2 separate regions of the Homo sapiens genome follow, and region 2 is linked to region 1. The links are chromatin contacts, found by Hi-C in ENCODE. All regions are on one chromosome and are shown on one strand. Each heading gives the region's core, a stretch centred on a gene start or an enhancer-like site at or near the end of the contact. The rest is flanking DNA. Distances are from core to core; before and after follow the strand shown.

Evidence for each region. A loop is a pair of places that touch in the nucleus more often than their neighbours do. Pooled maps may share reads with other maps.
Region 2: a map with no recorded cell type shows a loop between it and region 1 (8-fold over the local background). The contact joins two enhancer-like sites. A Hi-C loop is called at or near these places in 5 of 37 single-sample maps with no recorded cell type and 4 of 50 pooled maps.

What each region holds. Positions count from the first base shown.
Region 1 is chr16:21,353,462-21,358,940 of GRCh38, forward strand. It overlaps the pseudogene SNX29P1. Among named protein-coding and RNA genes, the nearest start is that of NPIPB3, 69 kb to the right of the region's middle. RefSeq lists an enhancer at 718-1,218. Within about 2 kb of position 3,015, at least 3 of the 41 ENCODE cell types and tissues checked have a DNase peak (open chromatin) inside an H3K27ac peak, as active enhancers do.
Region 2 is chr16:21,551,112-21,556,590 of GRCh38, forward strand. No RefSeq gene overlaps it. Among named protein-coding and RNA genes, the nearest start is that of METTL9, 46 kb to the right of the region's middle. RefSeq lists enhancers at 1-430, 3,172-3,982. Within about 2 kb of position 3,465, at least 5 of the 41 ENCODE cell types and tissues checked have a DNase peak (open chromatin) inside an H3K27ac peak, as active enhancers do.

The DNA.
Region 1 (5,479 bases), core at 1,765-4,264:
CAGAGGACAGGGCTCATAGCTGGCGGTCCGTCTTAGTTTTCTGCAACATAGTGGTTTATGGTTCTGCTGGTAGTGGAACTGTATCATAGTTGAAACGCTGCTGGACGTTTAATTCCTAGGAAAAGTAAGGCACGTCACCTTCGATATTCCCTTGTTCCTGTCTCTACCCCTGAACAAAATCCACTTGGAATTTTAAAGATAGAACCAGGCTTTTACACTGTATCACTGCAGTGCTTCTGTTTGTGATTGTAGACAGAATTCTCCCAACTCTACTGTGGGGACAGAGATTCCAGCTTTTCTCAGCAGGCATGGAGGCCCATTGGCTCCAGCACAGATCTGAGTTCAGGAAGGACTCAGGGCTGATGTCGGAGGAGTTGCTGTCTGGATTTCTCTGAACAAGATTCCGTTCTGGTGTCTCTCGTTCCTCCGTCACTGCTGCCGCCCCACGTGCCTTTGCACTGCAAGCAGGGTCGCAACTGCTGCTCATTCCCGCCTCTTCCGTGGCCCCTCCGAGTTCCCACTGTCTCTAAGTGGCCTCACCGCAGAATGAATAAAGCTGCCGTACTACCACTTTTTATGTGAAACAAATAATAATTTATAAATCACCTTTTTTTTTTCCCCTTGTGAACTCTCATACGCTCCTGATTCCTATTATCGGTCACATTTCTGGGACCTCAAATCAAAGACGGCTTCAGGAGAGGCCGGTGCTGCACTCAGGGTAACGGGCGGAATCTTGGTACACGGTCCCTGCTTCTCTTGGGAAGGAAACTGCTGTGTGATTTAAAGAAACCGCTGTGTTCAACTGAAGCTGCCTTTTCTGGTAAATCTGTGTAGTGAACCCCCTCATTTTCCATTTGTGGAAATTCTTTTTTTTTCCCATCATTTGGCCAGTTCTCATTCCTGCTGAGCTACACCCTGCTCATGCAGGCTTTGTCCTCCGGGCTGGCCACACGTTTGGGAGACAGAAGGATGTTTCAGAAAGCACAGAGAAGCCCACTCACCTCGATGTTGTTGACTGGGCTAAGAAGCCCCAAGCCGTGGTGGGGGTCACACAGCCCATTCGCTCTCCTCCCCGTCCCCATTGCCTACAGAAGCCCCGAGCAGTGCGGGGGACACACGGCCCATTCGCTCTCCTCCCCGTCCCCGTGCCTACAGAAGCCCTGAGCTGTGGGGGCGGTCACATGGCCCATTCACTCTCCTCCCCATCCCCATTGCCTACAGAAGCCCCGAGCAGTGCGGGGGACACACGGCCCATTCCCTCTCCTCCCCACCCCCATGCCCACAGGAGGATAGTGCATGCAGGTCTAGGGCTCTCTCTTCTCCAGCCAGACTTGATCTCAGAAGCATCCTTCATGTGACACTGCAGATGGCTCAGCTCCCCGTCCTGTCCCAGAGGCCCTTGGCCTGCCCTGGTGTGAGCACTGGCTTGATTGACGGGAGACCCTGCAGCCCACGCTTGTTCCAGGTAGTTGGGGGAAGGCGAGGAACAGCACCCCAACTGGAGTAAGAGAACACAAAGAAATGGACGCGGCTGCTTTAAGTTCCTAGATCACTGAGGATTGGCTTAGTATTCCCTTCTGATTCCCTAGTTCCAACTGTCATTTAGGAGTGGTTATGTGGCAGTAGACTCAGAATCTGACAGAGCAGCTAGAAATCCTCTTGGGAGGGTGGCCAGGCCTCCCCTCTTCCGGCCGTCCGTTTTCCATCCTGGGGCTGGGGCCTGTGCCCTGCGCCCTGCACCCCACATCCTGCACACCACCCCCTTTCCTTGTGCTGGGCTCACACTTGTTGCTGTTCTCCTCCTATTCCACTTCTGAGATGATTGTTGCTATTACTTCTTGTAGTTAATTGATTATTTTCAGAATTAGTGGACAGCTTCTCTGAAAATAGCCTCCATTCTTAGTTCCACGGAGGGAGGGATGTGCGCTGTGCTTGTGGATTGCTGCTGGGGCGACGGGTTTGAGGCCACGTCTGCGGCCAGCAGCAATGTCAGTTCCAGGAGGACCTTGGTGGCTGCGGTGCTGGGAAGTGCCATTGTGCTGCGTTGGTGTGACCCTGTGGCACCTGCTGCCAGGGGACCATTCTTTTTGAGTCATGTTTTCTTCAAATTAAATATTGAGAGATTCTAGTCACATCCCACAGTTGCCATTTGCTGTCTGAGTAGAAAATATGAAGAATCGCCTGATTTGAAGCTATGTGGTCAGTTTCATGTCCATAGCAGCCTTGCTTTTCTTCCTTGCTGAGAGATGGAATGCCCCGTCTCACGCTCTTTCTGCCATTATGTCTCTGTCTGCTCTGATACTGAGGTTCCAGGAGGGCTGCCTTGGCCTCCTTTCCCTGTAGCCCACGACCCCCGCATTCTCTGGCTTCTTTGCCGACAGTTGTGGTGTGCGCTTACATCTGGTGCTGGGTTGCAGGCAGGGTGGGACTCACAGCTGTTCGTTGACTCTGGGAGGGCTCCCCTGGCTGAGGCTGTCTGCTGACAGGTGCTCTTCAGGTGAGCGTGAGCCTGCACTAAGGAATGCTGATTAGAGTCCATTTCAGGCCCTGTTGGGCACACTGGGAGTGCGCAAGAGCCACAGAGCCTGAGAGACACAGTAGGAGGGTGGGAGATGCAGTAGGAGGGTGAGAGATGCAGTAGGAGCATGGGAGATGCAGTAGGAGGGTGGGAGACACAGTAGGAGGGTGAGAGACACAGTAGGAGGGGTCGGGAGAGCCACCTGCACCAAGGCCTCAGGACAGCGAATGGCACAGCCATGGGGAGGGTGACTGCCTGTGCAAGGCTGGAGGCCATGGGCACCCAGGTCCAGTGAGGTCGGATGGAGCCCCCGGTGCTCAGCCTCCTGTGACCAGTGTTGGGGGGTAGCAGTAGCGGATGGTGCATCCCAAATGTGGGCAAGAAGTTTGGAAAGATTGGTGGAGCACCAGAGGCTTCATAAAGAGCCATTTGGGAAGACAAGGTTCAGGGGATGGTGGTGGGTGCACATGTGTGGGGACGCACTGGCTGCATGGTGCCCGCTTCCTCTTCCCCGAGCCGTGCTCTCCAGCGCTGTGTCTCAGCCTCCCCTCCAGGAGCGCTCACTTCCTCTCAGCTCTGGGCCCCTGTGGCCTCTGCTTTGCCAGCTGCCCAGCCGTGATGACTAGTTTCCACTCCAGTGCTATCTCTGTCTTTATTGTTCTTTTTGACCTCTAGGTGCACATGCTGTCGTGCCCCAGTGTTCCAGCATCGCTGACTGGGAGAGGGAAGAAGAGGTGAGGGAGAGGGAAGAAGAGGTGAAGGGCTTTCTTAGAACACTGACATTGAAATTGCAGCTGAATCTTTAAAAAAAAAATGTTTTGTGCTGGCTCACATCTGTAATCCCAGTACTTTGGGGAGGCAGAGGTGGGAGGATCGCTTGAGCCCAGGAGTTTGATGCCAGCCTGGGCAACATAGCAAGACCCTGTCTCTACAGAAAAAAAAAAAATTAGCCACATCTGGTGGCATGCACTTGTAGTCCCAAGCTACTCATGAGGCTGAGGCAGGAGGATTGCTTGAGCCCAGGAGACCCAGGCTGCGGTGAGCCATGATTGTGCCACTGCATTCCAGCCTGGGCAACAGAGCAAGACCCTGTCTCAAAATAAATGAAGTGTACAATTCAATGGTTTTTCAAAAAATTAAAATACTTAAAAAATTATTTGGAACCACTTTGGCTGGTTTCAAAGGTTGTGTATTATCTTTCCTCCTGAATAACAACTTTACATAAGAACAAGCATTCAGTTCACTGTGGGAGGTGCCTAAGTGAGAGTCTCAGTCTCGGGCTTTGTAGAGCTGAGCCCCTGTGTGTGTGTGGACGTGTGCTGCCCTCCTCGCCTCCTGCCCTCCACCGCGTCCTCATCATGCACCTAATCTGCTGCCTTCCAGGGAAGCCAAACAGCCACTGCTGTTGGAGTTGAAATTAAAATGCAGTGGCTGGTTCTGGTCATGGCTCCAGGCATGGGTAGCTCCTTCGGGTGAGCTGTGTAGAGCTGAGCCTGGGTCTTTGGCTGTTTAGATGCATTTGTGGCTGTGTTCTGGGTGCTTCTTCGTTGAGAGTGGAGTTGTGGAGAAATGGCTCCTTCATCAGCTGAATACACTGTGCTGATTTCTTTTGTCCCTGCCTCACTGGGGGTGTGAGGCATCCGGGCAGCATTTTCCTTTACTGGACAATCCCCTAGTGTTGGCTTTGTTGCTCAGTGAGTATTTGAAATTAATTATTTGCTGCCCTGGGCATGAAGATCAAATGATATCATAGCAGAAATTCGGAATGATTTAAGTAGAGGTGTTATTGTATTGCCCATATGGTTAACTTAAGGGATTGCAGAATTGGTTTGAGTAGAGGACAGGCCTTGTATGGTAAATTAGACCAGAATCAGGGGCATCTGGAATTCCCTGAAATTCCCTGGAGCAGGGAGAGGCAGTCTGGTGTGCCAGCGATTCACAGAGCGAGAGAGTACGTTCAGACAGATGGTGCCAGGAGTGTAAAATAATTTATTGTCTAAGGAATTTCAATTTTCAGTTAGTGGTAAGGATAATAGAATCTTTAATTTGGTGCAGATTTTCAGAAGATTCTGAAAAACAAAAAAAGCCCTTAAAAATTAAGAGTTGTAAGGATTGAAATTTGCAGGGAGGTGGATGACTTTATTTTTGAGTGCATTTTAAATGAAAATTGATGGGTTTTTTATGAGGTCATGGGAACTTTTGCATGAGGTGGATAGACCAGTTGGCCACTTCAGGGGGCTGGCAGGGGAACCGCTGGTTGGTCATACCCGCATCTTGGTGCAGCTGCTTTGCTGCCGTGGGTACCCTGAGCCAGTGCTGCGTGACCTGGGCAGACTCCCTATAAAGGTGAACTCGCATTCTGCGGCGATGCTGCCTCTGGAGTGATGAGTGCACGCGAGCTGCATGGCTGGACTCTACCAGCATCTGCGCAAGCCACAGCAGGAAGCAGCTTTCCATCGCGGTTCTAGAACCCTCCTCTCTCACTCATGCGTGTGCACACACACAGTCGGAACAGGTCCACAGGACAACAGGCCACAGCGAGAAGGCAGCTTTCCATTGTGGTTCCAGAGCCCTCCTCCCTCACTCACGTGTGTGCACTTACACGGTCCGAACAGGTCCACAGAATGGTATTACTGTGTGCTGATTGCACTAATATTTTTTATTCTGTTTTCTGTTCTGCTTTTCTGTTTCTCTTCCTTTTTGTCTCTTTGAAAACTGGCTATGACACATTGCATTGATTTTGCAACCCACACTTTGAAAAATACTGGAATAGATGATCGCTAATGTCTCTTTCGTAAGAGTTTGTAGTTCTAAAAGTTGTAATTGAGTAGCTGGGACTATAGGTGTGCACCACTGCATCTGTGTAATTAAGTAATTTTTAAAAATTTACAACTATATAGGCCGGGCACGGTGGCTCACGCCTGTAATCCCAGCACTTTGGGAGGCCGAAGTGGGTGGATC
Region 2 (5,479 bases), core at 2,215-4,714, 200 kb after region 1:
CTGGGTGAGCAAGGTTTTTAAATAAGCAGACCCTGAGCTATAGCATCAGTCCTGATCTCTGGCAGTCCCTGCTTAATCTAGGCCCACCACAGGGCCAGCTTTTATTGGAACACTCCTTCCGTCCTAAGTCACCCTAAACACTCGCCTTGGAGTCAGCGCTCTCCACCTGCAGGACTTGGGGTGCCCCTCTCCATGGCACAGTGCCAGGTGCAGCCTCCCAGGAGCTTCCTTCTCCTGACACGTGGGGCTCAGCCATAAGCATCGCTCACTGAGGCCTCTGGCTCTGCCTCACAGAGTCATGGCTGCCATCCCCAGGTCCAGGTAGTGCTGGGAGTCTGCCTTTTAACGAGCTCCCCAGGGGTTCTGATGTGGGTGGCTTCTCCTGTGTCTAAGCACTTTGTCACTAACAGATTTCCATCAACAGCTGCTACAAATGTGGTACCTATTCCACACGTTTTCATTGAAAGGAGCACAGTGTGCTCCTGGGATGGCTGGGCAAGGCTGGAAGGCGCCAGCAGAACTGGAGCACTGATCACGAATTCGCGGTGGCCCGAGTGCCTCCCGTAGCTGTGGAGGAGCCTCGTGTCACCCGCCTTGCTCATGTCACCTCCCGCTGTGGCAAAAGCCAGGAAAGCACTGAGCGCATGACGAATGCCTTGGGGAGCTTGACACTGCTGACTCCTGGTGGTTTCCTGACACCAAAAGTACTTGGGCTGGGCGTGGTGGCTCACACCTGTAGTCCTAGCACTTTGGGAGGCCGAGACGGGTGGATCACTTGAGGTCAGGAGTTAGAGACCAGCCTGGCCAACGTGGTGAAACCCATCTCTACTAAAAATACAAAAATTAGCTGGGTGTGGTGGCGGGCGCCTGTACTCCCAGCTACTCAGGAGGCTGAGGCAGGAGAATTGCTTGAACCTGGGAGGTGGAGGTTGCAGTGAGCTGAGAACGTGCCACTGCACTCCAGCCTGGGCGACAGAGTGAGACTCAGTCTCAAAAAAAAAAAAAAAAAAGTACTCATAGTTGGAGGCACCAAGGTGTAAACTGGAAAATGGAAAATGGATTTGGCTTTGGTCCAGTCAGGGGCTAGGCAAGTGCTGGACCAAGCCACAGAGCTGCTCACTGCCCCTCTTCACTCAAAATCTCAGTGTTGGTCTGGAGCAACCTCGGAGTCATATGTAGTTTTAAAATTCTACCATTATGAGCAAGTCTTCTATTCTCCTTAAATATACACAGATGAATTACATCTCAATTTTTAAAAATACACAGAAAGAGTGCTTCACACAATCAGCACATAAAATCACTTTGTTAGGCCAGGCACAGTGGCTCACGCCTGTAATCCTAGCACTTTGGGAGGCCAAGGCAGTTGTATCACTTGAGATCAGGTGTTCAAAACCAGCCTGGCCAACATGCTAAAACCTTGTCTTTACTAAAAATACAAAAAATTAGCCAGGTGTGTTGGTGGGTGCCTGTAATCCCAGCTACTTGGGAGGCTGAGGCAGGAGAATCGCTTGAACCTGGGAGGTGGAGGTTGCAGTGAGCCGAGATCGTGCCAATGCACTCCAGCCTGGGCGATAGAGCGAGACTCTGTCTCAAAAACAAAACACAGGCGTGAGCCACTGTGCCTGGCCTCCAAAACACAATGTAAGGAACTTACAGAACCACAAAATGCAAGCACGGTGAGCTCTGTGCTCGCTTCGCCTCGGCCTGTGTCCGTGGTAGAAAGGGGGTTTGCAGCCTACCAGCCCCAGCGGCATCAAAGTGCATTGATGGGTGGCTGAGGGTGGAGCCTGCCAGGGGGTCTGCCTCTCGCTCTTGGGATGGGCTCACTCATGATAAGTTTACTGTGTGGAAATTCATGCATGTCTGTATCATCTCTTCTAGAATAGAAATGCCTAGAAGGCAGGGATGATGGATGCTTCATGGACAAGTTAGACTGGACCCAGCCTGGTAGATGTCATTTGTAAGACTGAGTTAAGTCCCATCCAGTTGCACTCTTAGGACAGAGGCTGTTTCTGGGCTGGGCATGGTGGCTCACGCCTGTAATCCCAGCACTTTGGGAGGCCAAGGTGGGAGGATCACCCAAGGTCAGGAATTCAAGACCAGCCTGACCAACATGGTCAAATCCCACCTCTACTAAAAATACAAAAAATTAGCCACGTGTGGTGGCAGGTGCCTGTAATCCCAGCTACTTGGGAGGCTGAGGCAGGAGAATTGCTTGAACCTGGTAGGCGGAGGTTAAAGTGAGCCAAGATCGCGCCACTGCACTCCAGCCTGGGCAACAAGAGCGAAACTCAGTCTCAAAAAAAACCAAAAACAAACAAACAAAAATGGCTGTTTCCGTCTGGACCATCACTGTATCAACACGACTTAGTGCAGGAAGGGGTCATTGAAGGCACACAACGAACCCTCACGGGATGAATGAATACAGGAATGAATGGGATTAGTCAGTTCATTGATTTATTCATCGAATCACTCGGTCGGTAAGCAGCTCTGTGTGTTACAGTGGAATCGAGCCTTTCCCACGGCAGTTTGGGAACCGCCTGGGATTTCTAGGAAAGTCCACAGAACACAGAAATAGTTAAAGACCTGGATTTGCAACTCAGCTCTGCTTCTAACTTGCTGTGTGACCCTGGGCAAGTAGCTTAGCCTCTCTGAGCCTAAGCCTCTCTACCTGTTAAACGAGAAGAGCGGGAAGGATAAATGGAGACAAGGCAGGAGGCATTTTGTAAAGTGTTGTCTGATGATGGCAGTGGTGGTGATTGTGCATCGCACACCATTCAGGGGCTCCGCAGCTTCATCTGTGTAAAGAGAGTTACTACACGTTTCTCCTGGTCCCAGCTCAAGCACTCTAGGGTTCTACGTAGGCACATAAATAGGGTTCCAAAGAGCGACGCCAACTGCATAAGGCATAAGTCCACTGACAGCCGATGCCTGCCAGACCCCCACCCACAAAACCTAGTAGAAAAGTCACCCTCCAGAATGTGGCCAACCAACAAGGGCCAGGAACAGGAGCTGCTGGGACCAGAAGGGACTTGTGAGCCCTGAGCCTCTGCAGGGTAAGGTGCTGTGCTAACTCTGGGGCTAGAAGACTTTCCCAAGGGTTTCCAGCAGGGCTGGAGCCCACAGGCATCTCTTCACCTTTCCCGACCCCGAGCTGTCCCAGAATTCTTCTTCTTCTTTTTTTTTTTTTTTTTTTTTGAGACGGAGTTTCACTCTGTCGCCCAGGCTGGAATGCAGTGGCGTGATCTCAGCTCACTGCAACCTCCGCCTCCCGGGTTCAAGAGATTCTCCTGCCTCAGCCTCCCAAGTAGCTGGTACTACAGGTGGGCACCACCACACCCGGCTATTTTTTTTTTTTTTTGTATTTTTAGTAAAGACGGGGTTTCACCATGTTGGCCAGGATGATCTCGATCTCCTGACCTCATGATCCGCCCCCCTTGGCTTCCCAAAGTGCTGGGATTACAGGCGTGAGCCACCGTACCCAGCCTGTCACAGAATTCTTTACTGCGGCAGCCTCTGATGGGCTGGATCCTCCGCCTCTCTACTCATTGGAGTAAGAGACAAGTCAGCCCTTTCCAATCTGCCTCCTGAGGGGAACCATGGGGCCCTCGGGACATGCGGCCCCTCCTCAGGCTGGCTCGGGGCATCTGCACCCCTGTACCTGAGCAAGGGACTTGCTTGAAACGGCGGCCACCCTGGGCTGGGGACCAAGCACGCTCAGGGGAAAACCCAAAAAGGCTACTGTGTCTCACTGGCTCTATGATACGCAAATGAGGAGGGAAGCGAAACGTTCGTTCTTCTAAGAGGGTAACTGCAAAGGAAGTCTGGGCCGCTGCGTTTTCGGGAACAGCAGGTGCGGTGGCCGATGGATAACTCGGGCTGGGCTGGAGCGGCCCCTGGTGGCAGTTCGGTGAAGAGGCACCCGGAACCTGGCAACGTGGCCCGCGCGGGGCGCACGCATATCAGGAAGACACAGAGGCCTTTTTACTGAAAATGCCAGCGGGTGCGGATTCCACAGGCTCCTCTTCAGCATCAGTCTAGTGTGGGATTCATACACCTTGAGCCTCTTTCAAGGTGAAACAGAGAATCTCACTGAAAACTTTAAATCCCACTGTAAATTCCAAAATTAGACCTGCGCCGCGAAGACCGCCCACCAGCAAAATGCCAAGCGTATTTCTTTAAAAACTGGAAAGCCGTGTTTCGCTGCTCTTCCTGTAGACAATACAGCATGGGGGCAGGAGTGGGGTCTGGAGTCGGACGCACGTTCAGAGGCTGGGGTCACTTCTCCCAAACCGTGTGCAGTCGGACGCACGTTCAGAAGCTGGGGCCGCCACTCCCAAACTGTGTGCTCTAGGTCCAGCTTTTGCACCCCTCCTAGCCTCAGTTTCCCCATCTGTAAAGTGGGGATGATCCTTGAACCCCCACCATAGGACTGCTGTTACGATTAAGTCACATGGGAAATACGAAGTCCTTAGCACAACGCTTGACATAAAGGAAGCACTCTAAAACAAACAAACAAACAAACAAAAAACAACGAACTGGAAGCCACTGAAGCCTTCATGGGGTGAAACAGCTGATTAAGGGGCAAAGGCTCTCGCTGGCCAGGTTCTGGCGTGTCCCGGGCACCACGCATCCTGTCCATGAGCTCACGTCGTTGTCGTGATGGAGAAGGCTTGGTGCATACCAGAGTGCGGCGGAGGAGCTGGCCTTCACTGGGCACCTGCTACCTGCTGGGCATTGCGAGGTAACTTTATGTTCCTCCCAGGATGAACTCCTCACAATGGCCCTACAGAGCAGGTCCTGTGAGTCCAACTTTGAGATGAGGAAATTGAGACGCAGAGAGGTTCGGTCACCTGCCCCATTTTAGCCGGCAACCTCACCCAGGTCTGACGGTCCAGGCCCTCAGCTTTTGTAGTAGGGTTCAGGCCAAACTCTGCTACTTGCCTTGCCAGTAAAGTTAGGGACCCAATTTAAGGCTGCAGACCTGGATAAAATAATCTCAAAGTGACTTCTTTTTTTTTTAGGTGGAGTCTCACTCTGTCACCCAGGCTGGAGTGCGGTAGGGTGCTCTCGGCTCACTGCAACCTCTGCCTCCCAGGTTCCAGTGATTCTCCTGCCTCAGCCTCCTGAGTTGCTGGGACTACAGACAAGTGTTACCACACCCCACTAAATTTTGTTTTTGTTTTTGTTTCTTTGAGATGGAGCCTTGCTCTGTCACCTGGGCTGGAGTGCAATGGCCAGATCTTGGCTCACTGCAACCTCCACCTCCTGAGCTCAAGCGATTCTCTCACCTCTGCTTCCCGAGTAGCTGGGATTATAAGCACCCACCAGCATGCCCAGCTAATTTTTGTATTTTTAGTAGAGGCAGGGTTTCACCATGTTGGCCAGGCTGGCCTTGAACTCTTGACCTCAGGGGATCTGCTGCTTCAGCCTCCCAAAATGCTGGGATTACAAGCATAAGCCACTGTGCCAAGCCTAA